2 separate regions of the Homo sapiens genome follow, and region 1 is linked to region 2. The links are chromatin loops, found by intact Hi-C in ENCODE. Cell type or tissue: PC-9. All regions are shown on one strand. Links, peaks and the distances in the headings refer to the core of each region. The heading gives the core; the rest is flanking DNA. Region 1 overlaps SGPP2 (sphingosine-1-phosphate phosphatase 2). Region 2 overlaps FARSB (phenylalanyl-tRNA synthetase subunit beta).

What was found. Hi-C counts contacts between places; a loop is a spot of excess contacts. Peaks named below come from ENCODE experiments on the same cell type or tissue, not always from the same donor. Only the 100,000 strongest peaks of a DNase experiment are listed, where the experiment ranks them.
Region 1: it touches region 2 in a loop (3-fold over the local background); 2 of 110 quality-filtered maps call a loop at or near these places.

What each region holds. Positions count from the first base shown.
Region 1 is chr2:222,514,229-222,522,569 of GRCh38, forward strand. SGPP2 (sphingosine-1-phosphate phosphatase 2) reads left to right here. Exons shown (of 5, transcript NM_152386.4): 3 at 7,539-7,718. Among named protein-coding and RNA genes, the nearest start is that of SGPP2, 94 kb to the left of the region's middle. RefSeq lists an enhancer at 4,223-4,815. In PC-9, for the core only: no CTCF peak of the experiment used is centred there; DNase peaks (open chromatin) are centred at 903, 4,843 and 4,983; H3K4me3 peaks cover 1,262 bases; H3K27ac peaks cover 2,654 bases.
Region 2 is chr2:222,568,847-222,577,187 of GRCh38, forward strand. FARSB (phenylalanyl-tRNA synthetase subunit beta) reads right to left here. Exons shown (of 17, transcript NM_005687.5): 17 at 1-3,176. The coding sequence ends at 3,025. Among named protein-coding and RNA genes, the nearest start is that of FARSB, 83 kb to the right of the region's middle. In PC-9, for the core only: no CTCF peak of the experiment used is centred there; a DNase peak (open chromatin) is centred at 3,615; H3K4me3 peaks cover 1,326 bases; H3K27ac peaks cover 4,291 bases.

The DNA.
Region 1 (8,341 bases), core at 232-8,231, 55 kb before region 2:
CACTATGAATGTGCCAATGATGGTAGCTGGGACACAGATATGCAGTGTTGAAGTCTCAAATACAATAATCAGCATTTCCCTTGATGATAACCTGATTTCTCCAAATGATGAACAATTCTTTTTTTAAAAAATGTTTAATTTTAAAATAAAATAGAGATGGAGTCTCACTATGTAGCCTAGGCTGGTCTCAAATTCCTGTCCTCAAGTGATCCTCCTGCCTCTGCCTCCCACAGTGCTGGGATTACAGGCATGAGCCACTCACTACACCTGGCTAGTTCTTGATAAAGTTCCAAATAAACCAAAGTTCATTTTTCTCTCAGTCTACACAGTAGTTATGGCCTTGGAAACTTCAGTGTACGTTCATAACCTGCAAGAAAATATTTAGTGTTTACTTGTAAAAGAGAGTTAGGCTCTCAACTCAGAGGATTACAGATGGATTTTTCATCTACATGAATGTCTGGCAGAACACTTAAGAGTCATGTTAGACACAAAAACTGGTTTTCATAGAGTGGCACTGTCCTGTGCATTGAAAGGCATGTTGCATCCCTGGCCTCCTCCCTCTAAATGCCAATAGTGACTGCAATCACTGCACTGACCAGAATGTCCCCCAGGAGAGCATCCATCCCTGCTGAGGACCAGGGGCTGAGCCCTTCTCAACTTCAAAACCACTTCCACATGCCTGATCACCTCTGAGTCCATATTCCATCCATTTCTTTCTCCTCTCTTCCATATGTAATTTCTCCCTGTTGTTATTCTTTGTACATTCATCAACCCATTCAGCATTCTTTCATTAAAAAAAAAAAAAAGAAACCACATTCTTCAAATCTCTCTTCTGCCCTACTGCTGACTTACATCATACTGCATCTGTTACCTGGATTTTGCAATATTATCTTAACTGATGTCCTTCCTTCAAGTCTTGATGTCCTCATCCCCACTCTACTCTTGGTATCAAAGGGTGCCATCAGACATGCAGATCAGGTCAGGCCAGGCCTCTGCCCAGGATCTCCCAGTAGGCTAAAGATCCATTCTACAACATGGTGCCTCATCACCAGGTCCTCCCCAAACATCTGCTTCTCACATTTCAGAAAAATATTGAACCACTTTTTTTTTCTTTTTCTGGGATGGAGTCTCGCTCTGTCACCCAGGCTGGAGCGCAGTGGCATGATCTTGGCTCATTGCAACCTCCGCCTCCCGGGTTCAAGCGATTCTGCTGCCTCAGCCTCCTGAGTAGCTGGGACTACAGGCACCCACCACCACACCCAGCTAATTTTTGTATTTTTAGTAGAGACGGGGTTTCACCATATTGGTCAGGCTGGTCTCAAACTACCGACCTCAGATGATCCACCTGCCTTGGCCTCCCAAAGTGCTGGGATTACAGGCGTGAGCCACCGTGCCCAGCCTGAACATATTTAACAGCTTTATCAAGGTATAATTCACGTACTATACAATTCACCCATTTAAAGCATGTAATTCAATAATTTTTAGTGTAGTCACAGAGTTCACACATGTTTAAAATATACAAGTTGAGGGTTGAGCGTGGTGGCTCATGCCTATATTCCCAGCACTTTGGGAGGCCAAGGCAGGCGGATCACCTGAGGTCAGGAGTTCAAGGCCAGCCTGGCCAGCCTGGCCAACATGGTGAAACCCCATCTCTACTAAAAATACAAAAAGTATCCAGGTGTGGTAGCGCGTGACTGTAGTCCCAGCTATTTGGGAGGCTGAGGCATAAGAATTGCTTGAACCTGGGAGGCGGAGGTTGCAGTGAGCCAAGATTATGCCACTGCACTCTAGCCCAGGCAACAGAGCGAGACTCAGTCTCAAAAAAATAAAAATATATACAAGTTCACACATTTTAACATAGGTACCTATCCCTGAAATCATTACCACAATCAAGATGATATTTATCACCCCCTAAAGTTTTCTTATGCCCATTTGTAATTTCTTTTCCCCTCCCTAGCAACCACTTACTTGCTTTCTGTCATTATAAAGTAGTTTACATTTCCAAGAATTTTACGTAAACAAATCATGTAGTATGTACTGTTTACTTTGTCATTTGTCTTGGTCTGGCTTCTCTTCATTCAGCATAATTATTTTGAGATTCATCCACGTTGTAAGCATATGTCAATAGTTTATTCATTTTTGTTGCTGAGTAGTATTCAGTTGTGTGATTATACCACAATTTGTGTACTTACCTGTTAATGGTAAATTGGGTTGTTTCCAGTTTGGGGCTATTATAAAAAAGAGCTGTTATGAACATTCATATATGAGTATTTGGTCATATTGCTTTTGTTTCTCCTGGGCAAATACCTAAGAGTGGGATGGCTGGATCATATGATAAGTATATGTTAAGAAACTTATATATGTTAAGAAACTTATCATATAAGTATACAGGTAGACTTTTTAAGAAACTACCAAACTATTTTCCAAAGTGGTGGTACCATTTTTGTTTCCTCCAGAGGCATATGAGAGGTTCAGGTGCTCCACGTCCTCACCAACACTTGATGTGTCAGTCTTGTGAATTTTGGGGAACACACTTAGACCATAGCAGTAGGTCCCCAATAAATATTTGTTTAATAAAAATATAAATACTGACTATTATAGTAATTTATATTGGTCACTTTCTACGTGCCAGGTACTATACTAAGTGTTTTGCATACATTTTCTCATTTAATTCTCCTAACAAATCTAGGAGATGAGCACTATTTTATTTTCATTTAGGAAATGAGAAACTTAGCCCTTCTAGTGGATGTGTAGCAGTGTGCCTCACAGTTTAAACTCTAGTGGTCCTAACCTCCTAGGAGCTCCCACTACCTATTATCCAGCATCACTTCCCCAAGCCTTTCCTCTGGCTGTTCTTGCAACCTGGATGCTTCTTTACCCATCCCTTAGTTAAACCATCTTCCTTTTGATACAGACAGAAGACAGGGAAATACTGGGTAGAAGAGGGTGGTCCCCTGGCAAAGGCCCCACCCTCCAGCCTGGAAACCCACTGCCCTAAATAGGAACAGGCATTCCTGTTTTCTCACCCCCCTATCCTGTACCCATATAAACCCCAAATCCCAGACTCCACAGGCAGAAAAACAGAAGAGCAGAAGAGCAGCAGAATGGCACAGCAGAGAAGGGGAGGAGAGGAAGAACATCTGAACATCGAGAGGAGTTCCGCTGGGGACAGTCGGAGAGGAGATCGGCTGCTGGATAACCAAACTCCAGGGGAAGATCATTTTCCCACCACATCCCCCTTCCAACTCCCCATCCATTCCACAGAGAGCCACCTTCACCACTCAATAAAACCCCTGTATTCACCATCCTTCAAGGCCCTGTGACCTGATCCTTCCTGGACACTGGACAAGAACCCAGGTGCCAAGATGGCACTGAGCTGGTTAACACTTAAGCTGTCTGTGATGGCAGAGCTAAAAGAGCACTGTAGCATGCCCACTGGGGCTTTGAGAGTTGCAGACACACATCCCTAGACTCCTAACGTGGGGCCAGAGCCCCAAAAGCATTTGCCCAGGCTCCCTGCACCCTGCCCGTCTGTGTGCTTCCCCTCCTATAAGGGGTTTGAGCAGCAGCTGCAGCCAAACAGACGAGCCACACCCCTGTTGCACGTCCTGTGAAGGGGGTCAGGGAACTCTCCTATTTCACTTTAACCAGCCCCAGGTTCTCTGGCCATCCAGGTTGAACCAGAGTTTTCTGTATATGTACACATACTCATAGAATTCTGTGGATTGTTTTTCAAAGCCTTTTCACATTATCCTCTGAAATCTTCTTATTGTGTCACCATTTTCCCTACTCAAGGATGGGGACCTAATACAAGGCTTGGCTCATCATAGCATCATTGTCACAAATGGCAATGCCAGAAACAGGATACAACCTTCTGAGAGTGATACTTTTCCTCTGCAACTTGAAAAATGTAGCTCTATTTTCTCCTGTTTAAAGAGAGCTGTGATCACAGTCATTGTTATTTGAAAATTATTAATGAGACATAATATGCAGCCGTAGTATTTTTAAATAAAATGAATGATTTTCCTAATTCCACAAAACATTCTTCAAACATAGAAGGTGAAATATAAATGAAGACAAAGGAACTCATGAACCTCAAAGAAATTTAACTTTATCTGAAGGAGAGTCACCCAATCATTATTTTTATGATTCTAAGGTTTCCTGTTTCTGATGATTTTAAGTATTTTTTTACCCTTATCCTCTCTGTTAGGATGTGAGGATTTTAAGTATTTTTGAGGGAACTAGCATTAGTAGTTATGCCTGTGATATTTTGTTTATGTTGGTGAGTGAGGAAGAAGTAGGACTGAGAAGTATATTTCAAGCAGCTTCTGAGAAATTCCCAGTAGTCGGTAATACCTGCCAGTTTTTCAACTCCCCAGATAATGGTCAGTTAGTTGTGGTTTTTACAGGTTCACAGGAGGGAGGCAGAAACATAAAAAGAGTGAGCTGATTTCCAGGAGAGTAGTTCCTGGTGGTTAAGTGGATGGTAAAGAAGTTAAGTTTCAAAGTCTGATTCGAAATTGCAGCTATGGAATTCAGAGTAATTGTCGCTGAGGCTTTATAGCCTGTGGATTTGGCCTGCTGTGCACAGGGAGTGGTTCTTGGTTTTTAGCCCAGAGCAAAGTGGCAGTGAAGCACAAACACATATGCAACACCTTCTCAGGGGGTTACTGGGTTTGCTGGAATTATGCACGGAATTAACCGGCAACTCAAGGAGTTGAAAGAAAGCACAAGAATGTGGGAACTCCTACAGCAATCCAGCTGACTAATCAAAATTATTTTGAAATAGTTCTTCATAGTGGGCCAGCTGACTAACCAAAATTATTTTGAAATAGTTCTTCATAGCGGGTTTTGTTCCAAGCAAGGTAATGCCATCCATCACGAGCTAAATAAAACCCTGGTAAGGTCAACACAGTCCTGGTAAGATATGTTTTGTGATTAAAGCCCACAACAAAGTGATTTGTACAAGAGGACTATATAGTGCGGTGCTTCTTAAATTCCCCTGTGCACATGAATCACCTGGCAATCTTGTGAAAATAGAGATTCTAATTTAGTAGGTCTAAGGAGAATCCTGAGATGACTACATGTTAAAGCAGCTCCTGGGTGAGGCTGGTACAGCCAGTTCTCAGACAATGCTTTAAGTTGCAAAGGCAGGTACTTAAGTAAATATGTTGCTCTTGCATATTAGATTATGAAGTTGTCCTGTAAATTTCTTTGACAAAGTAAGTTAGTCTATTGTTAATAATCCTATTCACTCCTTCACAAAGTAAACAAGTCTGTTGTTAATAATCCTATTCACTTTTAGAGGGTATGGACATCCAATTCTTTTTTAAAAAAATCAACTTTCATTTTAGATATGGGGGATATATGCGCAGGTTTGTCCCAGAGGTATAGTGCACCCAGGTAGTGAGCATAATAAACAATAGTTTTTCAACCTACTCCCTCCCCGTCTAGTGGTCCACAGTGTCTGTTGTTCCCGTGTTTATGTCCTTGTGCGCTCAATGTTTAGCTCATAGTTATAAGTGAGAACATGTGGTATTTGGTTTTCTGTTCCTGAATTAATTTGCTTAGTATTTTGTCCTCCAGCTCCATCCATGTTGTTGCAAGAACATGATTTTGTTCTTTTTTATGGCTGTGTAGTATTCCATAGTGTACCTGTACCACATTTTCTTTATCCAGTCCACTATTGATGGGCACCTAGGTGGATTCCATGTCTTTGCTATTGTGAATACTGCTGCAATGAACAGATGAGCATATGTGTCTTTTTGGTAGAATGATCTATTTTCCTTTGGGTATATACTCAGTAATGGGATTACTGGGTGGAACAGTAGCTCTGATTTTAAGTTCTTTGAGAAATCTCCAAACTGCTTTCCACAGTGACTGAACTAATTTACATTCCCACCAGCAGTGTATAAGCATTTCCTTTTCCCCACAGCCTCACCAGCATCTTTTGTTTTTTGACTTTTTAATAATAGCGATTCTGACTGGTGTGAGGTGATATCTCATTGTGGTTTTTGACTTGTATTTCTCTGATGATTTGTGATGCTGAGCATTTTTTCATATCTTTTTTCAGTAGATATGAACGCTGGTATGTCTTCTTTTGAGAACATGTTCATGTACATCAAATTCTGATTTCTATCTTCTGCTTTGAAAAAAAGGAGGGAGAATATGTCTTCGTTAATGACCTCATGGAAAAATCATTTTTAAAAACTCCATATTAGGCCAGGCATGGCAGCTCACGTCTGTAATCCCAGCACTTTGGGAGGCCGAGGCCGGCAGATCTTCTGAGGTCAGGAGTTCAAGACCAGCTTGACCAACATGGTGAAACCCTGTCTCTACAAAAATATAAAAATCAGCCAGGTGTGGTGGCAGATGTCTGTAATCCCAGCTAGTCAGGAGTCTGACGCAAGAGAATTGCTTGAACCTGGGAGGCAGAGGTTGCAGTGTGCCGGGTGCAGTGTGCATTCCAGCCTGGGTGACAGAGTGAGACTCTGAAAAAAAAAAAAAAAAAAAAAAACCCTCCATATCGAGCCCTTTTTTTTTGAGACAGGGTCTTGCTCTGTTGCCCAGGCTGCAGTGCAGTGGCTCCAATCTGGACTTTGCTCACTGCAGCCTTGACTTCCTGGGCTCAAGCAATCCTCCCACCTCAGCCTCTCAAGTAGCTGGTACCACAGGCATACACCATCACACCTGACAAATTTTAAAATTTTTTGTAGAGACAGGGTCTCACCATCTTTCCCAGGCTTGCCTTGAATTCCTGGGCTCAAGCCGTCCTCCCGCCTTGGCCTCCCAAAGTGTTGGGATTATAGGCATTAGCCACTGCACCCAACCTGAGTCTTTATTTAAAGACTGAAAATACCCATGCCATTTATTTGACTGATGCTCCTGATTACTAAAGAAGTTACAGTAAATGCAGTATGTTGCCTTCATACAACAGTGGCATTCAAAAAGTATCTTACTAGCTGTTCGAGTAAGAACAGTCACTTTTGTGGTTAAAATTTGAAAACAAGTGCTGCCTGGTTTGAGTATTAGGTTATCTTTAGTGCAGGACCATCCTGGTTTGGAGGTAGCATCGTGTGGTAGTTTAAGCACAGACTTTGAAGTCAGACTTTCTAGATTCGAATCCCAGTTCTGCCACTTGCTGACTGTGTGCCTGTGGATGAGTGTGCAATGGTTTACTCATCTGTAAAATTGGTCTGCATTCTCCAGGTGTTACTAGATTGAGTAAAAATCTGCAAAGCTCCTAGAACAGTGTCCAACACATATATAAGCTACGTGTTTGTTAAATACAAGATTAAAATAAATAATATATGCATTAATGTCATATCTTAGTTGCTCAGTGGTCCTATGGAATCCAGAAAGTCTGTTTTCTTTTTACCAACTAAAATATCCTACAAGACTTTGCCAACAAGTAGCTGGTCAGAGAGAAAGGAGCCTTCAATCAACAACCTGAGAACCCCAAAATATATCCATGACATTTGGAAATGCATTCATTTTCCTTATTTGATTAGACTTACCTCAGTCCTTTGGTTTTGCAGTTGGTGATGTATATTGGCCAAGTGGCCAAGGATGTCTTGAAGTGGCCCCGTCCCTCCTCCCCTCCAGTTGTAAAACTGGAAAAGAGACTGATCGCTGAATATGGAATGCCATCCACCCACGCCATGGCGGCCACTGCCATTGCCTTCACCCTCCTTATCTCTACTATGGACAGATACCAGGTAAGGTGGCCTGGTTCTTCTTCCTACCCACCTACTGAGGCAGCAAATAGAGGCTGCACTTCTGAATTTTCTCTTAAAGCTGCTTTGAGGGACCTTAAGGTTTATGAAATAAAGATTAAGAGAAACTGAAACCTATTAAACAGATGACAATTGCATCATAAATAAAGTGACTATATAATTTAGCATTTAAATCAGGTTATGCCTGTGTGTGAACATCAGCACCATATTAATAATGACACCAGGACAACTAGCATAATATGGGCCATCCCAGGAGACCAGCATGTATTATCACCCTGGGCTGCCTGATGAGACAGTGCTTGAATTAGTGCTCTCATCCTCTGTTTGCAAGAGGAGTTTATGTCCTAGTAAATGATTCTCCAGGGCTGAGATGATTCCACCAAATCCCTCTGCCAGACTCCCCAGGGCCTGGGGCCGCAAAGAGTCTGTGCCTCAAATTAGCCTCTAAGGATGTCTCTGCCCTGGTTAAGGCTCAGCCACTAGAAATGATGGCTCAAAGTTTTCTAGAACAGTCTAAATGGCAGAGGATTAATAAATGTTGAAAATAGAAGAATTTTACTTAATATCTGCTTAAATGCCAATTATAGTAAGACTTAAACAGTTAT
Region 2 (8,341 bases), core at 256-8,255:
AAAAAACAAACAAAACTAGAAGAGCACTGCAGGACTGTGAGGCTGTAGTGGTAGAATTTAAGTTTTTTCTAAGCTAGAACAAAAATCAATTCCATTTAATTTTCACTTTAATACTAGAGCTCCCAGTTTTTACTAAGAAGGTGTGCATCTTCTGTAATAAAGGCTTTTGGCAGTACTCACAGACTGCCCTGGCTCCAGTTCAAATGCTTCACCAGGGACAAGTGTAAGATGATCTGGCTGCAGAGCCTCGACTCATGAGCTGGATTCGCTTCTTCCAATGCAGCCGACACTGTTTTTCTGCCTACCATTTCCTGCTTCCGAGGGCAGAAACATCTACATGATGCATGGAGTTGATCTTTCCCCTTTCATGCTGGGATATACAATTAGGCATTAGTGGGTTTTTCATTACAAGTAATTTTGGCCACCCCCAAAAATATCCAGGTGGGTAGCTGCTGACAGAACAAATGGTTCCACCTACTTCAACAAGGGCTATCATATGATGATCCATAAGCCATGATTTTAACTAGAGCGAACCTGAAACTAAGGGAGAATATATCATTAATAGCTGTGGACCAGTGAGCCACCTTGAGCACAACTGCCAATTCTACAGTTCAGGCTATTTCTCTAGGCATTTATCAACTGGTGTTATGTAGTTAAAATCAGTAAAATACTACATGTTACATTACATTCTTTTTCTCCCAGCTTTACAAAGGTATAACCTACACCTGAAGTACACCTACCACCTCAATTAAGATAAAATTTCCATCACCCCAAAAAGTTTTCTCTTAACCCACTGCAGTCAGTTCTCTTTCCTGAGGTCCTGCCGACCACCTGCTTTTGACTTTTTTAGACTCTCAGGTAAATAGAATTAAATAGAGTCTTTTGTGTCTCTTGCTTTCACTTAGCATACTGTTTTGAAATTCATTCATGTTGTTTTGAGGATCAGTAGTTCATTCCTTCTTATTGCTGAGAAGTATTTCATAGTATGGATATACTGCAATTTGTAACTACTATAAGTAACACTGTGAACACTTGCATAAAAATCTTTGGCCATATGGGTAAACCTAGGAATAGAATGGCTAGATGGTAGGTGTATGTTTCAAGAGACTGCCAAGCTGTTTTCTAAAGTCACAATGTAACATTTTACATTGTGACTCACCAGCAGTGCATGAAAGTTCCACTTGCTCCAGTCTCAGCAGTATTTGATTTATGAATCTTAAATTTTAGCCATTTTAATGGGTATGCAGTTTGTCATTGTGAATTTTAGTTGCATTTCCCTGATGACTAACGATGTTGAGGATCTTTTCAAGTGCTCATTCATATGTCATCTTTTGGGAAATGTTTGCTCAACTCTTGCACATTTTTAAAAAACAGTTGTTTTATTTTTACTATTAAGTTTTATTATTAAGTTTTAAGAAATCTTTATGCATGCTGGATACAAGTCCTTTTGGCATGCATTATTTTTAGAGGGCATATTTCATTTTTAAAATGTTGTAAGGATCTGCTTATAACAGAGCTGTGAAGGGTCAGCTGGAAGTGTGTGTGTTCACAAATCTTACAGAGTTAGACACTGCTGCCCCAATTCAAGGTTGTAATATGGTCAGGTTTTCTCCTAGTAGTAGACTCAGCAAAAGATCCATAAACATAATTCTTATTTCACTATCTTTGTTAGCTACTTCTTCTTTTTTTTTTTTGTAGACAGAATCTCACTCTGTCACCCAGGCTGGAGGGCAGTGGCACAATCTGGGATCACTGCAACGTCCACCTCCTGGTTCAAGAGATTTTCCTGACTCAGCCTCCCAGGTAGCTGGGACTGCAGGCCCACACCACCATGCCTGGCTAATTTTTATATTTTTAGTGGAGATGGCATTTCACCATGTTGGTCAGGCTGATCTCGAACTATTGGCCTCAAGTGATCTGCCCACCTCAGCCTCCCAAAGTGCTAGGATTACAGGCATGAGCCACAGCGCACCCAGCCTTTGTTAGCTATTTCTACTGGGACTTTAAAGTATTATATTTTATCATATTTCTTATTACTTCAATAGTACCTGGGAACTTGTCTCAAACATGAGACCCAGCTTTTTTCCAGAGATGGTACCTACTGGAGAATTCTAGATTGAAGTAAGAAAGGAAATTAGGATATAAAACAAGGAGGATTGGCTGAAGCTTAGCTTCAGAAAAAGAGAGGTCTAATATCTCCCTGGGACAATAGAGAAACTAGTAGCTCAATTAAGTATTTAAAACCATGATTTTATAACTGACTGATTACAGTAACATGTATGGCCTATGGCAAAAATAAGCTTCTCATTGTTTCCTAATGTTCATACTGCATTGATATCAATACTTGTCCATTTTAACTCTTACAGCAGAACAGATCTTTGTTGCATGTACTCTATCTTAGAGTATCACAGATAGAGTAAAAAATACCTATGCACCCTCACATATTTTGAATCCTTGTATTACAGATTTTTCTTTCACTTTAAACTGACCTCAGAAGCTATAATTGTTGGACCATAATTGATTCTTAAACGTTTTCTAAAAATATTGTTATTTTAGTGTTTCTCAATGATGAATACATGTCAAATGTAGAAAATCAAAGCTAAACCCCTCAGTTATCTCGAACTCATGCAACATGAATTCTCATCGATTATCTTGTTTTATCAATAAGGAAAGAAATGGGATCTTGTTATGCAGGAGTAATCCGTTCCAATGTGATGTTCTGATGTCTGAGGAGCACGTCTGCCTTTCAGAACAGATCCTGCACTCTGCTAGTGCATTTCTCCAGCACTCCACGGGGCTTTTACCCAACAATGCAGCTTCACACACAGACACCACACTGGTATATGGCACAAGCTGGCCTAATATGCAGGGAAAGGATGGTCTCTACCCACACAGCCAGACAGTGCTTTCTACTTTATTAAACATCAAAGCCCAAATAGATGTTCCCTGTGGAGGAGGACTTAAGGACACTAGGGGAGGAGAAAGGGACACCTGGGAAGAGAATCACACCACAGAGACCAATCTTCACAAAAAGGGTCCAACATTGATTTCTAGGGAGGAGCAGGGCATGGTCAGCTCAAATTTGGTGATAACGTCAGGATGAAGGACCCCAAGCTTCCCGACGCTTTGACCCCTGGCAAAGATCTCTGCACATCGCCCGGGGAAGAAAGCAGGCCCTGAAAAAGAGAAAGTAAGAGAAAAATCAATGTTTCTTCTGGCAAAACATCAATAGACATTTAACACTAAAAGCCCACTAGTCTACTTTAAAAATAACTATTCTTTAAATCACTGGCTATGAAAAGAGAACGCTTCCTCATACTTTCTAGTATTTAAAAGAAGGATTTGCTATCAAGAAACTCTTGCAAGGAAAAAATCCGGGGCAAATATGAAAATAAGGGCCCTGTATTTTTGGTAACAGGGACCCGAGCAGGAAGGATGAAATCATGGAGGCTGCTGAAGGTCCACAGTCAGAAGTCCTAGGGGAACTCTGCCTGCACTTGGAACTGGTCCTAAAAAGGCCAAAAGGAAAAAAATGAAACATAAAACTGATGAACTTAATGGGAAGAACCTGTTTTCAAACAGGTTTTTCCATAGCAACGCTCACTGGATAAGACATCGACACTGAATTCATTTGCTCTGTACAACTCTTCCTCACTCTTTCTCACCTTATTACATAAAGAAACTGGAGCCGCCGTGTCATAGGCCGGCTACTGGGGGAACCACACCTCTGATGACAGGCCATGCTACCAGAAGGCAACCCACATTCCCATCTGAAAAGAGCTTTCTAAGCAGTTCTGAAGCATCTACTGTAAAACCACAGCAAAGGCCAGCCTAACACAAGTCTGGGTTGATGCCTCATTTACTTCAAGACAGGCAGAAAGTTCTCTTTATCTGGGTGCCAATGCACTGATACAGCTTACCAAGGCAGTAACAGTTCTTGAGATTTACAGAGCTAAAAATGAACATATGGGCCCACTCCATATTCATGAAATTACCAGTGCCACAGTAAATTATCAGTGTTCTGTACTCTTCTGAAGTTTACAAATATGCTGACTCACTGCTCTCACCACCAACTTGAAAAGGGATCAGGCCTGCAGCTCCTGACAGATTCAACAGAAACATTTACTGGCATAAACTATAAACACCCATGCAGAGCTGGGCCACAGTGTCCAGCCTGCCACTTCAGAGTGAGTGCATTATTGATGAAAGAGTAAACTGCTGAGTCTCTACTAATGGTTCCAAGGTCAGCATGCTTAGGAAATACAGAATCAGGTTGGAGGGGAGGGGAACCGGCTACTGTCAAGTTAGTACCACAGAGACAAAGGACAATTACATATATTTCTTGACCAGCAGAGAAGGATCTTTGTTTATATTTCTGGGGAAAGAGCTGGAAAATATTCTAAATTGTCATTCTTAAGTAAACCCAAAGCAACAGAGGTGAAATATTAAGGTGGCCTCTTTTTCACATCTCTCCAAACTAAACAATTCTGCCTCACTGTCTTTTAAAGCAAGAATTTCAGTGACTGCATTTAACTATCTGGCTCTGCACACTAATCCACACTTGGGGTGAGGGATAGGGAGGGAAACCAAATAAAACAATGCAGAAACCAAACCCAACTAATATTATAGAGCCTTAGTTTCATATTAATATGAATATTCACATTCATATGAATATTACTAAATCTGATAAAGATGGCACATTTTAATTCTATCAAAATAAATGTCTAACTTAAAAGACAAAACTCTCCTCCCCTCGACTCCCCAAAGGAGAAGAAAAATCTTCAAATGACATGTAAGTGAAGATTATATAAGGTGTTGATGGTAAGCAATATAATCAAGAACTGCAGAACTGGAAGGACTGCTGGGAATTATTTATCCCAGCACCCCAGCACCCCTATACAGAGCTAGACTTGAATACAACCACACTACCTGAAAAAAGACACCAGCTTGCTGTGGTTTTTATGAACTTTTATCTTATTAATAGATTCAACGGGTACGTGTTCAAGTTTGTTACCTGGGTATATTGTGTGATGCTGATGTTTGACACCAGTCTATTTTTAAGGGACACTCAGAAAGGCAATGTTCAGGATCTTCCCTGATAACTTTACTGTGTTTAAGAATCCTCATTGTACCAAAATCCATCCTTTCATCTATCTTCAATTCCAATTTGATTGGTTTCATTTTTACAAGCATAAAACCAAACTATTTTGGAATCTAAGCCAGATGTGCTAGTTCTAACAATGTTAGCAAAATAAAGCCTAAGAGATAAGAGCTTAGAATTTTTACTTCATAAAACAACTTTTCGAATCAGCACTTTTTTTTTTAGCAAAATTCAGTTATATTCTTCTTCAGTTGCCAGATCTACCTCTCTCCAGAAGTTGGGATCAAACTTTGCTTTAGCTCATTAATCAGTTAGGTACTTGATCAGACAAAAAATATTTGTGTCACTAAGTATAATTTTCCCTCTTTCCAAAGAAAAGCAAAAAAGAACTAAAATTCATACTATGCTTTATTTAAAACATATCCAAGCATATGAGTATTCTACATAACATAAATATCAAAAGCTCTCACCTGTCACCTGGACACATAGACCCATCCAGGCCACTGCAGCATCTCAAACTGCTCTGGGGTCAGAAGGCCTTCACAGCGGTCCAATGGAGCTGACAGCACATACAGGAGCCTGCTGCCCTCTTGTCCAATACTAATCATCCTCCCCTACCAACTCACACGTAAAAAGGAAGCATGCTGCCCTATCATCCAATACAAATTATCCTTCCCTACCAACCCACATGTAAAAATGAAGCCCAGTCATAAGATTCCTGTATAAACTCGACTTTGCTGAAACTGCACACTTTATATCTGACCTTGTGAAAAATGAAAAAATGGCAAGTTAAAATTGTCATCACAGGTTAAACACTTCTTGTGATTTTCTTATCGACTCCTCTTTTCAGCAAGGTTAAGGTTCTGTCCTCCTCATACACAAATTAAGTGGTACGCACATAAAAGCTCCTTCAAGTTGTCTATTGGTACAACAGAGAGAACCTAAAAAATGTGCCACTTGACAGATATTACATGTAAACTAGAAATACTGAAGGAAAATATAACGTTACTAAAACAGAAGTATTTCTTAGTGCTTTTGAAAACCTTTAAGGTTCAAACCAAACTTTGCAGGCAGAAGGGAATTGCTTCAAAGGATAGAAGAGAGAATAACTACTTCACTAAGAAAACAAGGGAGATATAGCTGACCTGGGCAACCATTAGGCCCTAGAGTTCAAAGATGAGAGCATCTCTCTCCACTGTTGGCAGAAAGGGGGTAGTTGAGCACAATAACTCCGGTAGATTAATGTGATCATAGTGCTCTAGCTAGGACTAATGTGCCGTAAAGCAGAGTATTTCCAGAAATAAAAACAGTCACATCGAAATGGAACAAAATATGAGTCTAGGCTTGTGAAAAATCAGACCTGGGTGGTAGCCAAAGGCTAACCTTATAGCATCAACAAACAAAAACATATTTTTAGAGAAAGAGCAGCATGCTGTGTCTAGAAACATAAAGTTGCCATTTCAAAGAAAATGACATTGCTTTGTGAAATGGGAATTCTAAAATTCAAATTCTATAAAGTACATTAGTTTTCTCTTACTGATGTTTCAAGATGTGTAGTATTACAATTTTCAATCTAAGCCCAAAATGCTCCCCAGCAAAAAGCCTCCGAGCCCGCTTTTCTACCTACTTCCTTATACTGGTTAAACTCTCAGCTTTGCTGCTATCACAGTAAACGGCTTCCAACATAAAACAGATGTGGGGGAAATAGTGTTCTCTGTTGAAATACATGTGAAAGTCTGGACAAAAGAAACATCAGGTAAGCACAAAAAAGAATTCAATTTCCAAAACTTAGTGGGGTGTTAGTAAGTCCCTTAATTAAAGCCTTTGTAGCATCTCCTAGAGGTCTGTAATTGTCTCTGTGCTCAGACGGCAGGACCACTCTGAGGACCTTGGGGGTAATTCCTGGGCCTGTAATCCAGCACAGCACCCAGGCTTTAGCACATTTTCTGGCTAATTGACCATCAAAGAGTTTGTAAGCTCCCTCTCTTGCTCATTGCTAAACACTTTTCACAGTTTCTTTTTGCCTCATCTTTTTTTTTTTTTTTAAAGAGAAATATTATAGGCCCAAAGTTTGGATAAGCTTTACACGTAGAGTCATTCCTATAATTTTAGGGAGCATCAGAAGTAGAAGCTTAAGGAGGTAACTGAGCAGACCCCCTAATCTGAAAACATCAGAAGGTGTTATCAAGCACCTTCTTAATCAGGGTCTTAATTCCTGATCTTCATCCCCCTGCCACTGGCTATATTCGACTCAATCATTTGGTATTTTATTTAGCCCATCTGTAAAAAGTCATCTACTCATACAATTTTATTTTTCCTTTTTTTTTTACATTACTAATACATGATGTGAGGCTCGAACCCACATATTGTACTGCTTGCAATCTGATACTTAACCACCCAAAATTTCTGCAATAAAGAGATAAGAACAAAATATAAAGGGGGGGGCAGGGAACACTGGAAAAGGAATGTCCTTATGTCACATATGTCATAGCAAACAACAGAAACTATCATCATGAGTTTTAACTATACATAAGTCTCCAACTTCAGGGATGAACTAAAAAAATACAAAATTATATAGATATTGTAAGCCACTGGGCCAACTGAATGTACTGTAAATATGTTCTAAGTGAGTAATTATGTACTATGGAGTGAAGGGAGGAATAATCATTTCACAGGCTGATTCGGGGGCTGGCATCTACCCAAGCCCTTCTCCTCCCAGAAAAGGGGAATAAAACATCTCCAGTGTTCCATACTGGGGTGAAATTGACAGGGTGGGTGACAAGGCAAAGTGTGGAATGAGACTGGAACCATAATTTCCTACAGAGGAGGAACTTCCTCCTGGTTTCCCACTAGTTTTCTGAGAATGCAGTAACAGGAATTGTAGGACTCTGCTGCCAGCTCATCAACATCACCTTCCTTTTCTAAACAATGTTGATTTAAAGGAAGAGACAGCATATAGAGGCTATAAAATGAAACACACACTTATCCCACGTGAGCATGGTGTCATTCTTAAAGGTGGCTGTTCTCGAAGTTTTAGAACCAGCAGTTTTTTGAGGGCACCGATGGACTACAACAAGGGGAGAGAACTCAAGGGGGAAAACGGTACAATGTAGGTAAGACATTAGAGCTTATAAAAGGAAAGAAAAAGGTTTAGGAATATGAGGAGGAAAAAAATCATTATTGAGATATAAAACACACAAACATTTTTTCAGATCCTAGTACACTCAGTTGGGAGAAAAT